3 separate regions of the Mus musculus genome follow, and all the other regions are linked to region 1. The links are chromatin loops, found by intact Hi-C in ENCODE. Cell type or tissue: left cerebral cortex. All regions are shown on one strand. Links, peaks and the distances in the headings refer to the core of each region. The heading gives the core; the rest is flanking DNA. Region 1 holds the start of Smg7 (Smg-7 homolog, nonsense mediated mRNA decay factor (C. elegans)). Region 2 overlaps Nmnat2 (nicotinamide nucleotide adenylyltransferase 2). Region 3 overlaps Nmnat2 (nicotinamide nucleotide adenylyltransferase 2).

Region 1 (6,986 bases), core at 1,323-6,322:
TTAATGCAGTAATAAGGGTAACAGAGGAAAAAAAAGAGAATGCCACCTTATAATATCAGGCATACACATTGTGCTAAACTCTGGAATTCATGCATCAAAGATTCAGAGATCCCACCACTCTCTCTCCAGTGTAATGAATAACTACTTTCAAAGACAGAATAGCCACTCTGTTTACCACAGAACAACATCAATTCTCTTGCAATATAAATATATATATGGGACCACTCTTAACACATCGACTTCCACATCACTTATGTCTAAACAGCTAAAGAAAATCTTACTCAGTTATCTACCCATTCAATTCTCTTCTCCTCAAGGTTTCAACTCACTTTTTAAAAGTATCTTCCCAAATAAGACCTGCTATTTAAAAGAAAAACACTGTTCCTGAAAGACAAAAAGGCCAGTTTGTAAGTTCCCAGTCTTAGCAACTCCTCCATTAGCCTCAGGCACTAGCAACCTTATTTCCCATTGTGAAGGCTGTATTTTCCCCTCTAGTTTCCTCCAAGCTCTCACTCAAAATCCGTCAAACTATTCTGACTGCACACCAGCTGCTGTCTTTCCATTCAAAATGTTCTCGACGTCGGTGTTAATGCATGTGAGTCTTCTTTAAGTGTGCATCAATCCCTGCTTCCCCTCCCTTACCCCAGACACTCACACACACACACACACACACACACACACACATACACATACACACGCACGCACCCCCAGTACCCATGGGTCACTCTATCTCCTTCATACAAGTTCCTTACATCGCACCTAATGAATGCACACGACTCTCAGAATGGTATCTTCCAACTACAGTTTCTTTCGAGAACATCACCTTGTTCGTAGCACCTCCCTCTTCCCTCGTCTCCCCATCCTTTTTCCCCCTTTCCGGGCTCTCCGACCCCTCTAACTCTGGACAGAAGGCATTATTTCTCCTCCTTCCAGCCCGCGACTAAAGAACAAGCTCGCGTTTCCTGCGGGCTCCCCTTCCTCTCATTTGCCCTCCAGAATGCGCCCTCCCAACCCCCAGGTGTGCCGACTTCCATCCTCCTCTCTCCTGCATCGCCCCGGCCAGCACACCACGTTTCCCGGGCCGTGGGCTCCAGACCCCTTCACACCCACCTCGACTCTGGGTCGCTGCCGGCTCTCCTCTCCCCTACCCCGGCCCCGCAGCCTGCGACCAGAGGCGCGCGCGCGCGCGCGCACACGCACACACACACACTCACACACACGTTCTCGTCTCCCGCTTCCCCAACCTCCCTCCGCTCCTCGCCCGGCTTCCCCCGGAGCGCGGCTCGCCCGGCTTCCCGGGGGCCAGGCAGCCATGTGTGTGCCCGCCCCCTCCCGCAGCCGCCCGCTCGGCCCCGCGCTCGGCCTCCCCGCCCTGGGGACAGAAGGACGCCGCGACTCCCCCACCGCTTCCGAGTCCGCCGGTCCTCGGCCCCCCGAGAGCCTCCCCTTCCCCCGTCGCCACCACGCCTCGGCCAAGCTCCGGCGCTCACCGGAGATACTGCGCGCTCTGCAGGCTCATCCTCCGCCGCCGCGTCTCGCCGCGAAGCCTCCGTGGGTCTCTCAGGCTCCTCGGAGCGGCCCCGCGGCCCCGCGGGTGCTGGCGGTCGCCGCCATCTTCCTCTCCTCCGACTCCTCCTCGCTTGGCGCGGGGTGGGGGGGGGGGAGAGTGAGTGAGGCGAGGGGGAGGGAGTTGGGGGGAGCGGCTCCGGCAGCGGCTGCGGCTCTGGCCTGTGGGGCGCAGGGACGCTCCGGCTCCGGAGGGGGGGGGGAAAAAGAAGGGGAAAGGGGCGGGGAAAGAGGAGGGGAGAAGCAGAGGAAGGAAGTCGGGTTCGCTCTCGCGAGACTTCAGCAGCGCCGGTCCCTCTGGGTGCTTTCCGCCGCTCTGTAGCGCTCCCTCTTGGGATCGGCGAGCGGTGCGGTGCCCGCGCGCCGGCCGAACGATCCGGTGCTGGTGCCCGGCGGCCTCCTAAGGCTCCGTCCTGTTCCTCCCGGGCGCGGGGGCGGCCCCCGGCTCACCGCGGACATCGAGCCCAGAGCAGCCCGGAGTCACACTCAAAGCCTTCCGCCCGGCCACCCGCCCACTTCTCACTTCCTTCCTTCTTTCTTTTTTTTTTTTTTCCCACTCCTCCACTTTCCCCGCCGGAAACGCCACCCCTTCCTCCTACAGTTCCGCCCGCCAATTCCTCGACTCCGGTCGTCCCCTCGCGCGCCGGAGAGTGACGCAGAGGCCTCCCCCGTTTCAGCCGCCCCTCCCCGGGCACTCTGGGAGAAGGTTGGGGGGGGGGGGGGGAATAGGGCGGAGCCCAGGGAGAAATAGAAAGGAAAACCAATCCGATTGGGCAGGCCGCTGCCATGGAAACTGGAGGCTGTGGTTGTATTGTCATAGTAACTGCCGTGTGTAGACAGGGTGACCCTCCCGTAGAGAAACGGGTTCCCTGGAAACTGCCCAGGATTCCCCACTTGGATTCCCTGCCTTTTTAAAAGCCAGAAGTCGAAATGGTTATCCGAGTAGGAAAGTCCATTTCTTCCTCCCTTACTCTCCCAGCAAAAATTGGGGGAGACCCCGAAGCATTCATTTTAGGCATTGCCAGTCCCCCAAGGGTGGAAACCACCTCCATCGTTGCCTATCTGAGCCGGGTAGGGAGAGGGCCGGGCCCGAGAAGAAAAGGCAGGTTATGAAGGCCGGCGGCGAGTGGGTGGGAACGAGAAAGCGAGGGCGATGCTGCGAAGTCAGAGGAAAGGGAAGGGGCTTCCCCACCACTGTTTGAGGCTGGGCAGCGGGATCCCGCCAGAAGCGGGTCCCTAAGGGAAGAGACGGGCACATGACAACCGAGATGCGGCTCCGGCGATCGCGAATGTTCGACTTTTTGTAGCCGGTCGACCCTTGCCTAATTCCTACTCGATATCACCGGCGAGACCTCCCGTAGGCGACTTAGTGAGAGCTCGAACCCAGCCTAGGAGGCTAACACGCAGTTCTTAGGCATTTAGAATGGAGAGCGATCAGAAAGGCTGATGACGTTCTTTCCAGAGGTACCCTCAGAGAGAAAAGACGCTCCGTCATCGAAGGTTGATCTCCAAAGACCCCCTCCTCAAAAACATCTGCAGTGTTTTAGAACTTGCCATAAAAAAAAAGTATCTAGATTTATCTGCATGAGGGAGTTTAAGAAAATAATTTTCCATTTTGAGAACGAATATTTTAAGCATTTTGTGTCAGGTTTAGGGTTAAAATAGAAATAATGGATCCTGATGATGTGGAATCGTGTAGAATAAGTCATTCTGATGGAATGAAGTAATTATTGATATTTTACAGGTTTTATTTTCAATTGATGTTGAAAGTTATATAAGCAGCTATCCTAAAGTGTTTTAGAATAAGATCCAAGAACGCAGTCCTCACTGTATAGTTAAAACCAGCATTTTCAATGGGATCTTGGTTTTGGTTTGGGTACCTGATATCTTCCGGTTTTTCCATGCTGCCTAAAGAATCGCTTTACAGGTCTTTCTCTGAATCCAACTCCTATTAACCTAGAACAGTGTTTATTTGGAACGTGTTTCTGTTCTCAGGAAACGAAAGTACAGCCCACTTGGACATCATTCTCAAGGACAGCATGTCATTAACGAAATAGAAAGTGAACTATGCCCCCTCATGCTGCAAGCAAGCGCGAGTGTGAGGCGCTATGACGTATGGGCGATTGCAGCAGTACAATGGCCCCTATCTTCCACCAGCGCCAACGCACCGCCCACTCACGGGAAAGAGAGCCACCTAGTGAGAAACTGTTCACATCTCTGGTGTGTAGCTTTCTACCTCAACTCTGGAAGTCAAAGAATGGAAGTTACTACTATATATACTCAAATATTCTACTTTTTTTTTAGTTAGTATTCAGGGTGATGAATTCCATTATGGCACACATACACACACAAATATTTTATCTACCTTCCCCATTGATTTCCTCCATACTACTTTCTTCCCTCTCTTCCTTGTGCTCTCCCCCTCTTAGTCATCCATTCTGCTTTCATTGTCCTGTGAATTTCCATTAGATTCTCCACTGCTTCCCTCCCTACAGACCTTTTCTTCCCTTTTCATGGTCCTGTTTGAACTTTCATGACACATACACATTTTTAATCTAGATGCTGTGTATGAGAGAAAATGTTATTTGTCTTTTTCAGTATGGCTTCTTTTTCTTAATATTTGATCTCCAGTTCCTTGCTTTTTCAAAAAAAAAAAAAAAAAAAAACCTGGTTCCGAGGGGGTTTGCGATTGAAAAAAAATCCATTATGTATATTTTCTTATCTGCTGATGGACACATAAACTAGTTCTATTTCTTAGCTATAAGGACTAGTGCAACAATAAATATGGATGTGCCAGTATCTCTGGTGTGTTGACTTTAAGTTTTGTTCCCAAGAATGGCAGAGCTAACTTTTATGGTAGTTTTATTTTTAGTTTCTTGGGGGACTTAGACACTGACTTCCAGAGAAGCTGGGCCAGCTTACATTACCACCTACAAAGCATAAGAATTCCTTTACTCTCCACATCATCACCAGCAGGTCTGTTTTCTTCTTTCTTTTTCTTTCCTTTTGTTTGGTTGTTTTAGTTTTCTGTCTGTTTTGTTTGTTTGTTTGTTACAGACTGGTTCTCTCAGTGTAGGATTGGTTGGCCTGGTCTCTCTGACCAACCTGGCCATGGATTCACAGAGAGTGCCTGTCTCGGCCTCCCAAGGGCTGGGATTTAGGGCATGCACCCCCACTGTCTGCTGTGATTGGTTTTCTTTTCTTTTTGGGGGGGGGGGGGTTGGGGGTTTTTTGAGACAGGGTTTTTCTGTGTAGCCCAGGCTGTCCTCGAACTCAGAAATTTGCCTGCCTCTGCCTCCCAAGTGCTGGGATTAAAGGCACGTGCCACCATGCCCAGCTGTGATTGGTTTTCTTAACAGCCTTTCTTTTAATTTGCATTTCTCTGATGGCTGAAGATACCGTATGCCACCTCACTTTACGTCTGTTTCCTATTCTGAGACCCGTTTCTCCCGCTCGTTGGCCTGTTCACTGATGACTTGTCTTTGCTGTTTACTTTTTGCGATTCTGTGCATTTTCTAAATCAGTTTTCAACCTGTGGGTCTTGCCCCTTTCACAGGGGTCACATATCAGACATCCTGCATGTCAGGTATTTACATAATCATTCATAACAGTAGCAAAATTACACTTATGAAGAAGCAACAACATGAGGAACTGTATTAAAGGGACAGCAGCATTAGGAAGGTTGAGAGCCACTGCTCTATTGTTCCCATTTGATGTGTAGTTAGCAAAGGTTTTCCCCTCCTTTCTGCAGGCTCTGTCTTCAGTCAAGTGGCTGTTTTCTTTGAGGTAGAAACGTCTTTAGTTTTGTGTAGTCTCATAACCCATGGGGATTATACTCTGTGTTAGTAGAGTCCTTCTCAGAAATCCCTTGCCCATGCCTACACTTTGAGGTGTTTTTCCTGTTTTATTCTAGTTGTTTCAAAGTTTCAGGTCCTCTAATGCTGTTGGTCCATTTTACGTTTGATTTTTTTTTGTGTGCACAATAAAGAAATATGTATCAAGCTTCATTTTTCTATAAACGGTGACCAGCACCCTTTTTCCTGATGTATAATTTTGATAGTCTTATTGCTATATAGATTTGCTTGTGGATCCCCAGTTCTAGTGTGCTGGCTTACATGTCTCCTTTGTTTCCTTCTGCCAGTGGCACGTACTTTTTGTTCTGTGGCTCTTTAGTATAATGTGAAGATCCAGTACTGTGGTACTTCCGGCATTATTCTTTCTGCTTAGGACTGGTTAGACTATGTGATCTCTGTCCATCCATATGTACTTTTTAATTTGTTGTTGCTGCTTTTTTGTGAGGAGAGTCATTGCAGTTTCGTTTGGATTGCACTTGACTCTGAAGGTTGAATCTGCAGGATGGTCCCTCTTGACTCTCCTGTGTCAGCCCACAAGCAGAGGAAGGCTTGCTGCCGCATCTCAAAGTTTTCATTGTAGAGGTCTTGCATTTCCTTGGTTGAGTTTATTCCACAGCATTTTAAAAATTATTGTAAATGGAATTTTTCCTAATTTTTATAAGAAAGTTCATTATTGCTATATTTAAATGGCTAGTGATGTTTGTGTGTAGATTTTGTGCTCTACTGTTTTGATGAAAGTGGATAGAGGGTCTAAGAGTTTTCTTGTAGAATCTTTAAAGTACAGTATTATGACATTTGCAAGTAGAGATACTTTGATTTTTCTTTTTTGTTTACATATAACTCTTTTTTATCTTTCTCTTGTCTTATTGCTCTATTTATATTTCAAGCAGTATGCTAAATATTCAGTGGATTTTTTTTCCTGAAATTCATGTTATATTTTTACCAAAATGTAATTTCATTCTAAATAAAATAATGATCATAGCAACCTTTTTATGTTCAGGGCATATGTCTCCAATAAATAATAAGCACATCATATACTAACTCTATGAAAATGTTCTTATCTACTAATTTTGGATACAGAAAATGAGATAAGAGATGAATCCTTTTTTCTTACCGTGGCTGGTCTATTCACCAAACATTTCCTGAGAATTATTATATTGTAGGAACTGTCCAGGTTACTATGGATACCACAGTGAAAGAGAGATGATACTTAGAATAACTCACCTTCTGGTTGCAGCACAAGAAGTGACGAGAATGGGAAGCAATGGCTTTGGTAATTGAGATAACAAATCAGAAGCACAGATGAGATCAGAAATAAACTTCACGTTTATGTAAGCTTTCCTAAGAATTTTGTAAGATTCTTCAGTACCATTTACAATATGCCTAATAAGTAGATAGGATGATGGTAATATTTATGTAATTATTTTCAAAAATTAATAGAATTGGAAGGAGGATCACTACAAGTCTAAGGCAGCCTGGCTGTCATAGTTAGGAGACTACCTATTTCTATTGCTGTGATAAAACACCATGACCAAAAGCAAGTTTGGTTGGCCCTTTGACATTGTA
Region 2 (6,986 bases), core at 1,398-6,397, 78 kb after region 1:
AGGACAGAGGCCCAGTAGAGAACTGAGGAGGAGTGACCCGCTGTGCTTCTCAGAGAGCTCTTTGGTTAGGTCTCAAACATGGGACAGATGGCTAACGGGTGCCTAGTAGTGTACCAAAGTGGACACTGGCCTCCAGGTGCTCCCAGCATCTCTCAGTATCTCCCTGTTACAGAGTCTTCCTGGCTGGCATACCCTATTCCCTACCCTAAATTTCTCCAGCCCCAGGACTGGGCTTGGCTTTCTCCTTTCCCCTAGTTTCTCTGACCCCTATATAACTCAGCCATTTTGCCTAAACCAGTGTCTTGGCCCAAGCTGCTTCTTGGTCAGCAGCTCCTCTTCAGCGTTCCCTTCCCATCTCCCCTCACATGACCTGGCTCAGTCTGGCCGTGTTCACTCTGGACTCTTCTGGATGCCTCTGGCTATGCTCTCCCTTTTATCTACCATAAACCTTCTCCTCCACCTTACCAAGGAGCAATCATGTCTTCCTCTTATTTCTTTTTTTTTTTCATTAATCTTTCTCCATCATCTGCCTACCTTCCAAGATGTTCAGCAAAGCCCTTCCTTTTCTTTGTGTTCTCGAAACATGAATGTTTTGAGCCATGAAGGAAGGAAATGAGACAGTGCCCATTTGCTAACTGGGACTGAGCCCTGGTCAGAAAGATGGCGACCCACAATGGTCTGGCGAACGACCTCAAAGCAGATTCTTTTTCAAATATTCACTTCATGGATATTTACTCGGTCATCTCTATGTGTTTGGCATTGTTTAAGTTGCCAGCAATACTACGTTAAAACAAGGATAAAGTCTCTTCCCTTAGTACTTGTTTATCTCCTGGTTGAGGGAGATGGGCAACTTAAAAACAAACTATACATCAAAGTGTTACAAAGGAAGTGATGGTGCAGAATTAATTTTTAAATGTTGGATAAATATCTTCCTAAATATTTTTGACAACTATCTACTTATTAGAGGACTAATGGTTTGTGGACATTTGTTTAATAGAGCTTTATTGATCATGTGCAAAGTCCAGTTCTGACAGTGCAGTAAGTGAATTGGCTATTCTTCAAAGTGTACCTGGTCAATTGTGAAGATGTGACAGGCCTGTTATTATTTAAGAAGAGATTAAGTACCCATAATGAATAAACTTTATATTATATTTGGCCAATGTACATTTCTTTAGAACCTTGACACTGACCCAGGGGAGAGAAGAATCTTAAGATCCCACCTTCACCCCAATCTGTGTTCTCACTTGATTAGATCTCTACCTGCTTAATGCTTCTCCATCACTACCACCCCCAACTAAACACGTAGGCTTTCACATCTGTCTTCCTGCTCACAGCTGGTCATTTTTCTGCTAGTCTTTACCAAGGTAGGTAGGCAGCATATAGCTATGTCCCGTTTCTCAACTTGATCCCTCACACCTGAGCCACCTTGGTTACGTTATATCCCTGGCCGTAGCTTCTTTATCTATAGACTCTAATGTTAAGCCAACTTCATGAGGTTCTTGTGAAGACCAAATTCAATAACATACTTAAAGTGAGTAGATTACCTGGCACAGGCAGTGTTTTAGTTAGAGTTAGCTGTTTCTGTTCTGTTGTTAGCCATGATCTCATCAAGATTCCCGTGGGAACCTCTCTCCCTCATTCAGAAGGATCGGTGCTAGTTAGGATTATGAAACAGAGATGTGTTTCTCTTTGAAACAGTGGAACTGAATGAAGCAGATTTGAGTTGGACCTTGGGAAGGGGAGGATGCAGATAGACACTTGGGAGGGGGAGGGCAGCGGAGAAAGCCATTCTAACAAGAGAGAAATCACCACAAGCAGGAGGACTGAAGTCCTGAAGATGGGTGGCATTGAAACACTGTTTTGTTTTTGTTTCTTTTATCTGAATGCTGAGTGCACAAAGTCTAGACTACGAGATAAGCAGGAGATAAGCATGGGAAGCTGTTTTACACCCTGTGGAAGCAAGTGAATGTTAAGGATGCTTGTCTTAGAGTTCATAGGCAGATGAGGCACTATAGTGGATTGGGGGCAAGGATCCTGACTTGATCTTGATCAGAATGTAGGTATATAGGGCTGAGGGCTGATTACCCCAAAGCTAAATGACTCAAAGCTATAGAATTTCTAAAACCAACTGTAACACCAAACTGCACAGCCAGCCTTAAACATTGCTTCTCATCTGCATTTCATCAGACAGTTTTATTCTTAACTTGGTATTTAGCTAGTTTTGTCTGTCTATTAGGTTTTCCTCAGGAATTGTCCAAGAAAACAAATGAATTAACTATGTATTCTAAATCAAGCTACCCCAAATTCTTTGAAAAGATATTAGAAAAAAACCAGATAAGGATTTTTTTTCATCACACACATAAATTTTCAGGGCAAACAAGTGACATTTAAAATAAATCTATTCTACGAGTGTAGCTATTTGCATGGATTTAGGAAATTGTATGTTCTGTGAAATAATGTATTGGTTTATAAACATTGGCCATTCCCCTTTGTAGTGCTGGGGAAATGAGCCGGGGCCTCAGACAAACTCTGGAAGCACTCTAACACCAAACTGCACAGCCAGTCTTAAACATTGCTTCTCATCTGCATTTCATCAGACAGTTTTATTTCAACTCATCAAAAGTATTCTTAAAATCAGCGTCTTTGTCATCGGTAAAGTGGATTTTTGAATCATCAAAAGATTTTTGAATAGTACTTTGTAGCACGTCTGTACAAGTAGTTACACTTCTGTTTAAGATGTCTAATGCAAGGTACTTTTCATAGGGCGTGGTGGTGCATGCCTGTGATGCCAGCCCTTGGGAAGATAAGCCACGAGGATCATCATAAATTAGGAACCTATCTGGGCTACAGAGCTTCACAAAAAGGAAAAGTTAGCTGTAGCACAAATAAAAATTCAATGTTGTTTTCTTTTTTTTAATTAGATATTTTCTTCATTTACATTTCATATACCTTCCCCCCTCAATGTTGTTCTTATCTTACACAAATGAGTATTTGTAGTCAAGGGTAAAATTTTATTATACAATTGATGTCTACCATATTACTATATACTACATTACATTTTTTAACTACTAAATTTTTTTTCATTTTGTGCAAAATACTGCTGCTGCCACTTCAAGTGGAAAAGGCAGGTTCTATAATTCTATAATACGTAATTATAGAAAGATCACATAGCTTCAACTGTGGAAAAACAACACCCCACACAGTTATTTTTAATTTTTTTAATCTCATATTCAATGCCCACCCTTGCCATTGTGATTTGAGTGCCCAGGAATCACTAAACATGTGCTAGATTTGCCTGATTTTCCTTTTATTAAGATCATAAGACCTTTTCTATAGCTGCTTACATGGAAAGAGAGGTGTCTGAAGTCAATATTAGGTCTGCCAAGTGGTATGTAGCTATAACTGAAGAACACTTCAAAATATAGATTTTATAAGGATTTAATTAAAAAAAACTATTTAGTTATAGTGTGAGCACACGTGCATGTTTGTATGTGCCAGTGGAAGTCAAAGGGCAATTTGTGTAGAGCCCCGCCATGTGGAGATCGAACTCAGGTCCTCTTGCTTGGTGGCAAGCACCTTTACCCACTGAGTCATTTTACTAGCCCAGTTATATAAAGATTTTTATATGAGATAACTTTTCTTGAGGAATATTTTGGAAAGCCTCAAATTGTATTTGGACATATATGGTCTCCTTTCTATTATAGGCAATGAATAATTTACATTGTCTATACATACACATGGCCTGGATCATCTCAAAGTGGGTTTAATATGTGTGCACCTTGGAGGGTGTGGGTGTGGGTGAGGGTGTGGGTGAGGGTATGGGTATGGGTGTGGGTGAGGGTGTGGGTGTGTATGACGTGCTGGAATAAAACACAAGGTTTTGCTCACCCTAGGCAAGTGCTCTATCACTGAAATGCACTCCCAGTCCTAAGTGGGTATAATTTTGCTTGAAAGATTATTCTTCAGGCAACAAAATGCCAGAATCTAAAAGACAAACAAAAATGAACACACAAAACTTCAACATCAGATCTCCATTTTTTACTGTTTCTTCTTCGTTTTCCCTGACACATAGCTTAGTGCTATCCTGAACTCTCAGTACCTAGGACCTGTCCCTTTGTAGCTGACCTCCTATGCCCCAATTTAGGCAACATGTAGGGATTTAGGCAAAGCTATGACTAGAGCAGTGGTTCTCAACCTGTGGGTCACAACCCAACTGGGGGTTGAGTAATCCTTCCACAGGGGTCACATATCAGATATCCTTCCTATCACATATTTACATCATGATTCATAATAGTAGCAAAATCACAGTTATGAAGTTATAATGAAAATAATTTTATGGTTGGGGTCACCACAATATGAGGAACTGTATTAAAGGGCTGCAGCATTAAGAAGGTTCTGAACCACTGGACTAGATTATAGGTATCCCAAGGGCAGACACTGTGTCGCGATTTTACCTCAGTCCCTGGCATGAATCAGGAGTCAGGGATGTAAGGAACAAGAGCCACGCATCGTCACGTGATAAGAAATCATTCCAATATCTTCGAGAGTTGGTACAGATTTCAAATGGATGCCGTAAGCAGACTTCAACAGTTGTTCATTCCAACTCCATACACATTCCGATAGTCGCCATCTGTTGCCTAAATGTATGGGCGGCCGAGCCTTACTCTGGAGGCAACGAGAAGACCGGGAAGGCCTGCCGCATGGCTGTGGGGGCTTTTCTGAAAAGGCTCCAGGCTCTGTCTGTTTGTTTCCATGCAAGGCTTTGGTTTTGTGAGAGTGCCAGGCCTCATGTCTTCACAGAAGACATGCAAGTCCAGTGTGCCTGGAGATCAGAAACCTGCTTGAGTTTTCTTTTCTCTTCGCCAGGTCCGAGCCTGCCTTCTTCCTGTCTCTCTCAATGTATTTTTAGATTGTTAGATAGCTGGTGATTTTTTTTCCAGGAATTTCTGGCAACTAAGGATTTTAGGCCAGGCTTCCATCCTCACTTAGCAGTTGACAATCGTCGAAATTTTCCAAGCACGTATGTGAGCATTGAGTGCCCCCCCCACCCCCACTCCCTTCCTTAGTGTTTTGTGGCAGCTAGTCTGTGTTCTTCAATAGTGACCTGGATCACTGTGAATACACATCTGGCCTGAGGCTCTGCTTGGTGACCATCAGGGAACAAGATAAATAATACCATAGGTAGCCATCTTCATTGACTTCTCCCTAATTTGTGTTGTCTTCAGCCAGGGGACTGAAGGCAATGAGAGATTCGGGTTGAAGCTGAGTGGAGAAGTGATTAGCAGGTCCAGGGTCATCAGCATTAGAGCAGACTGTGGGAGGGCTTGTCTCTGGAACCGATGCCCGTTTCAGACCTTATTTCTGCTCTTTAGCATCCGTACAATCTAGAGCAGCACACCCATTCTGTCTGCGTCCCAGTTCTTCATGTTGACTGGGTGTATCATAGCTCCCAGCTCACTGGAGCTTAGTGATCATAGTAGTGATATTTATCTTTTCTTGTCCTTTTTAAAAAAGATTTATTTATTTATTTTATGTATATGAGTACACTGTAGCTGTATAGATGGTTGTGAGCCTTCATGTGGTTGTTGGGAATTGAATTTAGGACCTCTGCTCGCTTTGGTCAGCCCTGCTCGCTCCGGTCAACACCCCCTCCCTCAGTCCCTGTTCACTCCAGCCCAAAGATTTATTTATTATTATAAATAAGCACACTGTTGCTGTCTTCAGAAACACCAGAAGAGGGTGTCAGATCTCATTACGGGTGGTTGTGAGTCACCATGTGGTTGCTGGGATTTGAAGTCAGGACCTTGGGAAGAGCAGTCAGTGAGTGCTTACCCTCTGAGCCATCTCGCCAGTCTCCCCCCACCCCCATTTACCTTTTCGAAGAGTTCTTTTTCTTTATTTTATGTATGCAAGTGTTTCGTCAGCATGCATGTATGTATATCACGCCCATGCCTTCTTGTTCCCATGGAGAAGGTGTCAGATATCCTCAGAACTGGAGTCACAGGTGATTTTTTTCTTTTCTTTTCTTTTCTTTTCTTTTCTTTTCTTTTCTTTTCTTTTCTTTCTTTTTTTTTTTTTTTTTGTTGTTTTTTTTTTCGAGACAGGGTTTCTCTGTATAGCCCTGGCTGTCCTGGAACTCACTTTGTAGACCAGGTTGGCCTCGAACTCAGAAATCCACCTGCCTCTGCCTCCCAAGTGCTGGGATTAAAGGCGTGCTCCACAAGTCACAGGTGATTATGAGCAGCCATGTGGGTGCTGGGAACCAAACCTAGGTCCTCTGAAAGAACAGTAAGAACTCTTTACCTCTGAGCCGTCTCTCAAGCCTCACTAGCTGGCATTTCTAAACTAAGCAATTGATTGAAGATACGGTCACATTATATATATTCTCCTATCCCAAATTATTTCCTCCCTGGCTAGGTAAGAGTGTGTGCTTTTTTTTGCTTGCAGAATGTTGGGAGAGGGAAGGTCCAGATCTGGTCCATCTTCCACGCAGGACAGGCAGTCACGATGCTGTTCATCTTCCCACCTATGAACAGCAGCCCCTCTGATATTCACGGTTGTTGGCTGATCCTTTCTAGAGACCCCCTGTCACAGCGTAGCCTCTCATTTCTCCCTGATTCTCACAGTAGTTAGCTGGATCAGGGTGTTCTATTACTGTGAACCACTGAAGACTCCCTGACTCTTTATTCCTGTCTAAGCTCCTCTGACATCCCTCCAGTTCTCACACTGATTCCAAAGCAGTCTCCCTAAGCCATTCCTCGCTGTTCTTCTCTGTTGAAGGTTAGCACCCCTTCCTATTGCCTGCACAGTAACAGAAGACAACCTCTTTTGGCCTTGAGAACCTCCTACTCTATGACAAGACCACATTTCTCAACAGCCCAACTTCTGCCTTTCTTTTTCCAAATTATCCAAGATGCTTTAATAAGAATTTCTGACTTTAAAGTTTAAGGACCAACCATCACTATCTTTTTTAGTGTTTGGGTTTT
Region 3 (6,986 bases), core at 729-5,728, 150 kb after region 1:
ACCCACAGAGGCCAAGTCTCTCCTCTAACCTGGGTGTTTCTCCTTCAGACATGACTGAGGTCTGCCAACAAGAGAGAGTGTCAGGCTGGACGCCCAGAGGGGCTAGATAGCTAGGCCACAGAACCACTAGTTACCTTAAGGCCCAGGGAACAATGGCTGGCACATTAAATTCTTGTTGTTATTAGTCCGGTTCCAGTGAATGATGGCATGAGCCGTACATGTATATGTATAGGGGTGTGTGTGTGTGTGTGTGTGTGTGTGTGTGTGTGTGTATGTACAGATATGTGTATATGCAAGTGCCTGAGATCTGGTGTCTTCTCAGTGGATTTCATGTGTGTATGTGTATGAATATATATGTGTATGTGTAAATAAATATATATTTATATATAATTTAAACATATAAAATATATACATAAATTTATATAAACATATCAATGCATAAATTTATATAAATACATAATTGTTTGTTTAAATTTATATAAATATTTATATAAATATAGGTAAATATATAAAGATATATATTTCTTTTTTCTTTTCTTTTTTTTTTTTTTTAAAGATGAGGTCTCTCACTGAACCTGGAACGAGCTCCAGGTATCCTCCTGGTTCTTTCTCTAGCCACTGCAGTCTCTTGTCTCTGAGCCTTCTCTTATCTTTTAATAAAGAAAGAGGAAAACAGAGTCAACTTTCCTCGGTTTCTTCACTTCCCAAGGCTTGCACAAAGCTGGGTATGATGGTCTATGTCTATAATCCCCAGTACTTGGAAGCAAGAAGATTAGGAGCTAAGCTACATAGCAAGTTTGAGGCCAAAAAAAAAAAAAAAAAAAAAAAAAAAAAGTATGTGTTTTTCAGGGAAGACTTAGCATACAAGTCTACTTGTGGTTACTGTTGGGCTCCTACTCAGCAGGAATTAAAGGCTGGGGCACAGAGACGGGCACTGCACACGTGCCAAATCTGAGTTCCAAGAGAATTGGCTACTTTGGATTTCCAGCAGATCTTGAAGGATGTGTGAGAAATTGCTTGGTTTAATCAGTGTTTGCTTAGTGTCAAACCTATCTGAAATGTCCTGATAAGGGCTTGGGGGTGGGCTTTGTTTGGGGTGCATAAGGCAATAAACTGGAGGAGGTGCAGTTCCTGCCCTTCAGAAAACTGGCAGTACCCCACACCCCTGGACAGTCTTTCACACACCCATGCCTGGCCAGCTCTGAGGCCTGGGGGATGCCTGGTGCTGCATCAGCCTTTGGAAGCAACCTGGGGGTGTTGTTCAGCTCAGCCTATGATCTGATCTCCATAGACAGGAAAGAGATTGTGAGGGGACGGGGAAGGAGAGCAGGCATGCATGCAGACACACATGCCTATGTGTGGTATGTGGGGTGAATCTGCTCCCTTTTCAAGCTGAGAGGTCTAGAGTGGAGGAAGAGGCCAACCCTCTCCTCTTGCTCACAACACACAGAGCAACCACTGATCTCAGTAGGGAGTCGCAGCCACAGTAATGCCCCCCCCCCCCAGTGACACAGACACTTGGCTTGCCACCCACGCCCTCTTCATCGTTCACATGACTCCTGTGACCTCTGCCAAAATGAATACCAGATTCCAGGAAAGAAAGCTCCTGGGAACCCGAACCTGTGGAGTTGGAGGGGAGTCCAGTGATGTCACTACCGCTGCTACATGCACATCAGAAGCGTCCCAAGGAGAGGAAGCAAGCCCACCCTATCCCTAGGGTGGCAAAGCATTTCAGTAGCTGTTAGGAAGATGAACCCTGAATCCCCTGAGTGGTTTGCTCAATTCCTGGGCTACTGTGATATCTTAAGAATGTTTTGGATGCAATACTTTTAACTGGATTGAATTAAATATCCATGTGTTCTCTGGATGGGCACCGGGTGAGAGACTTAGAACTAACTGCTGAGCATGTTACTCAACACTCCACTCGGGAAATGAGTCTGAGTGTTCAGAGTGTGCAGATGCTTTTTGCCCCGCGATGTATTTTGTGCTTGTTTTTTCCATCTTGTTGAAACAACTGGGAGCCGGTTCTGTGTGCTGCGCTCACCACCAGTGTCCTGGACAGCCCGGCGACTGGGCTTTCATTGTTCCGGAATGGTCAGCAGCATAATTTTGCAGGGATAAAATGCAAAACTGTAAAAAGGGGTAAAAAGAGGTAAAAATGATCCACATACGAGAAGATGTATAATTGGTTGAAATACTTGAGTGTCAGGTTAAGCTCTTGGTGGTTGTTTTAAGACAGGGCTTTACACTGTGTAACCCAGGTTGGCGTTGAACTCATCTGTCTTGTTTTTTTTTTTTTGTTTTTTTTTTGGTTTTTCGAGACAGGGTTTCTCTGTGTAGCCCTGGCTGTCCTGGAACTCACTCTGTAGACCAGGCTGGCCTCGAACTCAGAAATCCACCTGCCTCTGCCTCCCAAGTGCTGGGATTAAAGGCATGCGCCACCACTGCCTGGCGGGAATTTAAATTCCTAAAAAACAGCACATACACCATGTTCTACCCTTCCCTACGAGCAACTGCAGTTATAAGAGAAAAGTTCACATTTATCCTGGGAATTCAGGTTTTAAGGTGCCTATACTTTTGCATACACATGTCCTATATAGCTCAGCACATTAATACATACATACATTGTAACTACAAACAATTACCTAAAAAGAAGGGCTGACACAGGTCCACCCCTGTGCTACCTGTGCCCTATCTTCTACCCCCTTGTCCTTCAGTTTTACCCTGTCAAGCCTAGCTGAGTATTGAATAGGTCCAGACTCTGATCAGGGACTGAAGATACACAGTAAACCGTGCTGTTTCCCTTGTGGGAACATGTAGTCAAGCCTAGCCTGTTGGTACATGCAGAGATGCAGAAGGACAGGAGTCCACTCCTCAAGGTCAGGGAAGATGGTGTAGTGAGTGGATTTCAAATGGCTAGTGGGTATTGCCACGGTGGTGAAGTATAGTTCAAGCAGAAGAAACTAGCGAATAAAGGCACATGTCTATGGGAGACAGGGTCAGAGGTGAGAGGAGAAAGCTCAAATGCGCCAAGCCCTCCAAATATGGCATAGTTGGAGCTTGCCAAGGACTTGTGACAGGTTTGCAAACACGTAAGAGGGTGAGTGGCTGGCTTGGAAACTGGGCAGTAGGATCCACGTGGGAGATTGCCTGGTACTTCCAGCTATGACTACTGTTAGCTGAGCCTGCTTCCCAAGTGTGTGGCATGAAGCTGTTACACATCAAAAGCTGCTCCCAGCTGGGCAGTGGTGGTGCACACCATTAATCCCAGCACTTGGGAGGCAGAGGTAGGCGGATTTCTGAGTTCGAGGCCAGCCTGGTCTACAGAGTGAGTTCCAGGACAGCCAGGGCTACACAGAGAAACCCTGTCTTAAAAAAAAAAAAAAAGCAAGCTGCTCCCATAGCTACACACTTAGTGGGGTCCTTAGAGACAAAAACCGGTCAGAGCTGGGCTCTTGACCTCAGAGTTCGTGCTTCCAGTCCTTTATGCCAGCCTTTCCCTGAGGGGCCCCAGTAGTAATAATTAGTGATTAATTATTGCCTGCCATTGATGGCAGATTCAAAGACGCCTCTTTGTCAAGAAAGAAATGTTTTAAAAGAGAAAATATCTCAACACTCCCGTGCCAGGAATATTGACAAGTTGCTATTAAACGTATGTTTTCTTGTTCCTTACAAATCAAACACCCACTCACGCCGGGGAAGAGAGTTTAACCGGTTGGCACAAAATCCTGGAAGGCAAGCTTACCGTTCTCTTCGAGGGGGGTGTTGGGAGGGGTGACTCCAGTTCCACCTCGGAACTGTGGGATGTGAGGCATGCATGCGGGAAGCTCTGTGGCCTTGAGCTTCAAAGCACTCTGCGTTACTGCATCTTCACACTTTACAGTGTATCCTTCCCCACCCCACGGTTCATAACTTCCCAGAAGACAGGATGCCTGTGCTAGGGGAACAGGAGGCCGTGGAAGCTGGAGGTGGGAAGAAGTGAGGGAGACAAAACTGACATTGAAAGCAGACCCGGCCTCATCGGAAAGAACACTGGTTGGAGGAATGTGGAAAATGAATAAGCCCAAATGGTTACACTGAAACGAACCCGGAAGCCAGGTGCGGTGGCCCACACCTGCCTGTAATCCCAGCACCCGGAAAGGGAAAGGCAAGTACCAGGAACTTGGGGCCATCAGCAGGTTTGAGACCAGCCTTGGCCAATGAGACCGTGCCACAAAACAAACAAACAAACAACCTGGTACTGAGCACCCTGTCAGACACAGCTCATTTGTCCTTATAATGACCCTTGAGAAAGCCACTCCTGACATCATCTCCACGAGGAGCCCAGCATCACATCGCTAGAAGGCAGGCAATAGAGTCAAGATTTGAACCCAGTTATTTTGGGAGAACCTTGGTGGAATCTCATTCTGTTGGCCCAGATTTTAAGCCACTTGTCAAATGTTGGCCCCTTTTTTAGGGAGAAACAGGATTAGATAAACTGTTAGGAATGTGTCTTTTTCCTCAGGAAATGTACAGTGCAATATACATATATATATATGAAACCGTGCCACAAAACAAACAAACAAACAACCTGGTACTGAGCACCCTGTCAGACACAGCTCATTTGTCCTCATAATGACCCTTGAGAAAGCCACTCCTGACATCATCTCCACGAGGAGCCCATATATATACTTTATATATATATAAAGTATCTCTCTACCAAATAGTATAACATGAAGCTAGGGGAGAAAAAAAAAAAAAAAACAGTAAAGTCAATTTGATGAGATCAATTTGGGCTGACTAGATAGCTCCAGGGGGTGAGGGCCCTTGCAGCCAAGCTTGGTGCCCCCGAATTCCATCCCTAAGACACACCAGGTGGAAGCTGAGAAACAATTTCCACAAGGAATTCCTCCAACGCAGTGATGTGCAGGAGTGCCCCCACTCCGCATGCAAACTAACTAACTAACTGACTAACTAACTAGCTAGCTAGCTAACTAACTAGCTAACTAAGGTGTAGTAGGGGGAGGAGTGGGATAGACTATGAAAACTCTCCATGCTTTCTGTAACTCGATTGTAAGTGGAAAAAATTAATTTTATATTCTTATTTCATATCTTGCGTGTGTGCACAAACACGCAGTGTATATGCGTGTAGTAAGACGGCTTGTCAGAGTCAGTTTTCCCATCCCATCCTGTGACTCTCAGGGACCCAGCTCAGGTTACAAGTTTAACCGCAATGCTTTTATCTTAGAGCCGCCTCCTTTGCCCAAGTCTGAAAATTTTTAAAAAAATAAAATAAAAGAAGCCCCTGGTTTCTCTTCCTTTGAGCCCTCCCAATCTTGAGAGCTCACTCTCATTTTCCCTTAATAAGTCTGGATTCATTCTAAAAATGAAAACCAACCCAAGCCTATGACTGATGTGCCTAAAAAAAATTGGTTTTTTTTTTTTTTTTTTTTTTTTGCTTTTTCTATTTCATAGTGTTTATAAATTTCTAAATTTATCATGGCTAAATTTGACAGACTGTGAGGAGAGATGTGTGCCTGCATCGGGAGGGGACCTTAGATGAGGCTCATTTCTCAGGCGCTGGGAACAAAAAGGAGATTTCATGGCTGTCAGTCATCCGGGCTATAAAGTGGATCCCACTGAGAAGGAAGAGGAGGCCCTGTCTTGAGCTTGGCTGGGGACAAGCCTCTTTGTCCGCTCCCCCACCGAGAAGTAAAAAGAGGTCCTTGCTGTTTGAACTTCCAGGAGAAAAAAATAAAATCCTTACCAGCTGAGCGGCAAGGAGCCAGAGCAATAAGTTTTGCCTGGTTATTATATAACGTAATTCTGGATGGGGGAAATACAAGACTGCTTAGAAATGCTTTCACTGCTGGTGGCCCTAATCATCCCCTTAGAGCTCTTCATAAAGAACCAATTAATTAATTAATTAGGACTTGTGAGGAGAAAGGGTCTCTCCTGGTCCTCAGCCAGGAATTCCCGCCATGGCCCTGGCTCCTCACTCCAAAAGCCTGTTCTCTGACTAGCAGCCACAGAAACCATTTCTCTGTTGGAGCAGGAGGGTTTCTGAAGTGTAGGGGCTGACAGGACACTGGCCTTTGCCTAGTTGAACAGTGAGGAAGTCGGGCAGAGCTGGGGAGCAGGGCTCACACAACCCTTCCTGCAGGCTGGAAAGCTAACCAGGGACCTTGGCGCCCAGCCACTGCAGTCTCCCTGTGAAGGAAACACCTTCACCAGGCAGAGCGTTTGTCATGCTGGTCCTTGGCTCGGTCACTTTTTCCAATAGTATTCTTCTGTGCTAAAACCAGGGCAGGATGAAATACTAGCCCCTTGCTTCCTATCCTCTGGGGCCATAATTCTTCCACCTGCAATAATATCGTTAGTTACTGCTGGTCCTTTGCTTCATGTATCCAGAAGAGGCTTCATCAACCTTGGATCCATCAAAGAACAGAATTATAACAATTTAAGAATCTTTAGTTTTTGAAATGCCATCACTACTTTATTTATTTATTGTGTGCTGGGGGACAGGGGTATACACACATGCTACAGCAGTCCACGGAGGTCAGAGGACAGTTTGCCTCGTGGGGTTGGTTCTCTCTTTCTACCACATGGGTCCTAGGGATGGAACTTGACTGCAAGAGCCTTTGCCAACTGAGCCATCTTGCTGGCCCCAGTTTGCAGATGTTAACTGGCCTTCTTTTCAGTTCCAGAGCCCAGTAACGTTCTGGTCCACAAAATAGAAGTATTATGATGAGCCAAGTAGATGAAGTTGGATTATAGACAAAAAGAAAGAAAAAAAGCCAGAAGGTAAATAAGGGGGTGGGGGTGATAGGTGGGTTGTTTCAATATAGCACAGATAAAGGGAGACTGAGAAAGTCAAAACTGGCAGGCCTCAGCTACTTCCTTTTCTGTGAGGAGACTGGAGCAAAGGGACACCAGTGGTGCCTACACACCTACTGCTAGGGAATGTACTTGATCCCCTGTCCCTGCTTTCTCAGGCCATATAAACA

Evidence for each region. Peaks named below come from ENCODE experiments on the same cell type or tissue, not always from the same donor. Only the 100,000 strongest peaks of a DNase experiment are listed, where the experiment ranks them.
Region 2: it touches region 1 in a loop (2.3-fold over the local background); 1 of 42 quality-filtered maps calls a loop at or near these places.
Region 3: it touches region 1 in a loop (2.2-fold over the local background); 1 of 42 quality-filtered maps calls a loop at or near these places.

Annotation. Positions count from the first base shown.
Region 1 is chr1:152,901,019-152,908,004 of GRCm38, forward strand. It overlaps Smg7 (Smg-7 homolog, nonsense mediated mRNA decay factor (C. elegans)), which reads right to left and starts at 1,628. Exons shown (of 23, transcript NM_001160256.1): 1 at 1,491-1,628. The coding sequence starts at 1,519. In left cerebral cortex, for the core only: CTCF peaks have their summits at 1,891 and 3,736; DNase peaks (open chromatin) are centred at 1,882, 2,256 and 3,711; H3K4me3 peaks cover 2,478 bases; H3K27ac peaks cover 2,176 bases.
Region 2 is chr1:152,978,923-152,985,908 of GRCm38, forward strand. The region is part of intron 1 of Nmnat2 (nicotinamide nucleotide adenylyltransferase 2); the gene reads left to right. Among named protein-coding and RNA genes, the nearest start is that of Nmnat2, 27 kb to the left of the region's middle. In left cerebral cortex, for the core only: no CTCF peak of the experiment used is centred there; DNase peaks (open chromatin) are centred at 3,828 and 4,678.
Region 3 is chr1:153,048,598-153,055,583 of GRCm38, forward strand. The region is part of intron 1 of Nmnat2 (nicotinamide nucleotide adenylyltransferase 2); the gene reads left to right. Among named protein-coding and RNA genes, the nearest start is that of Nmnat2, 97 kb to the left of the region's middle. In left cerebral cortex, for the core only: no CTCF peak of the experiment used is centred there; DNase peaks (open chromatin) are centred at 3,117, 3,831, 5,226 and 5,631; H3K27ac peaks cover 265 bases.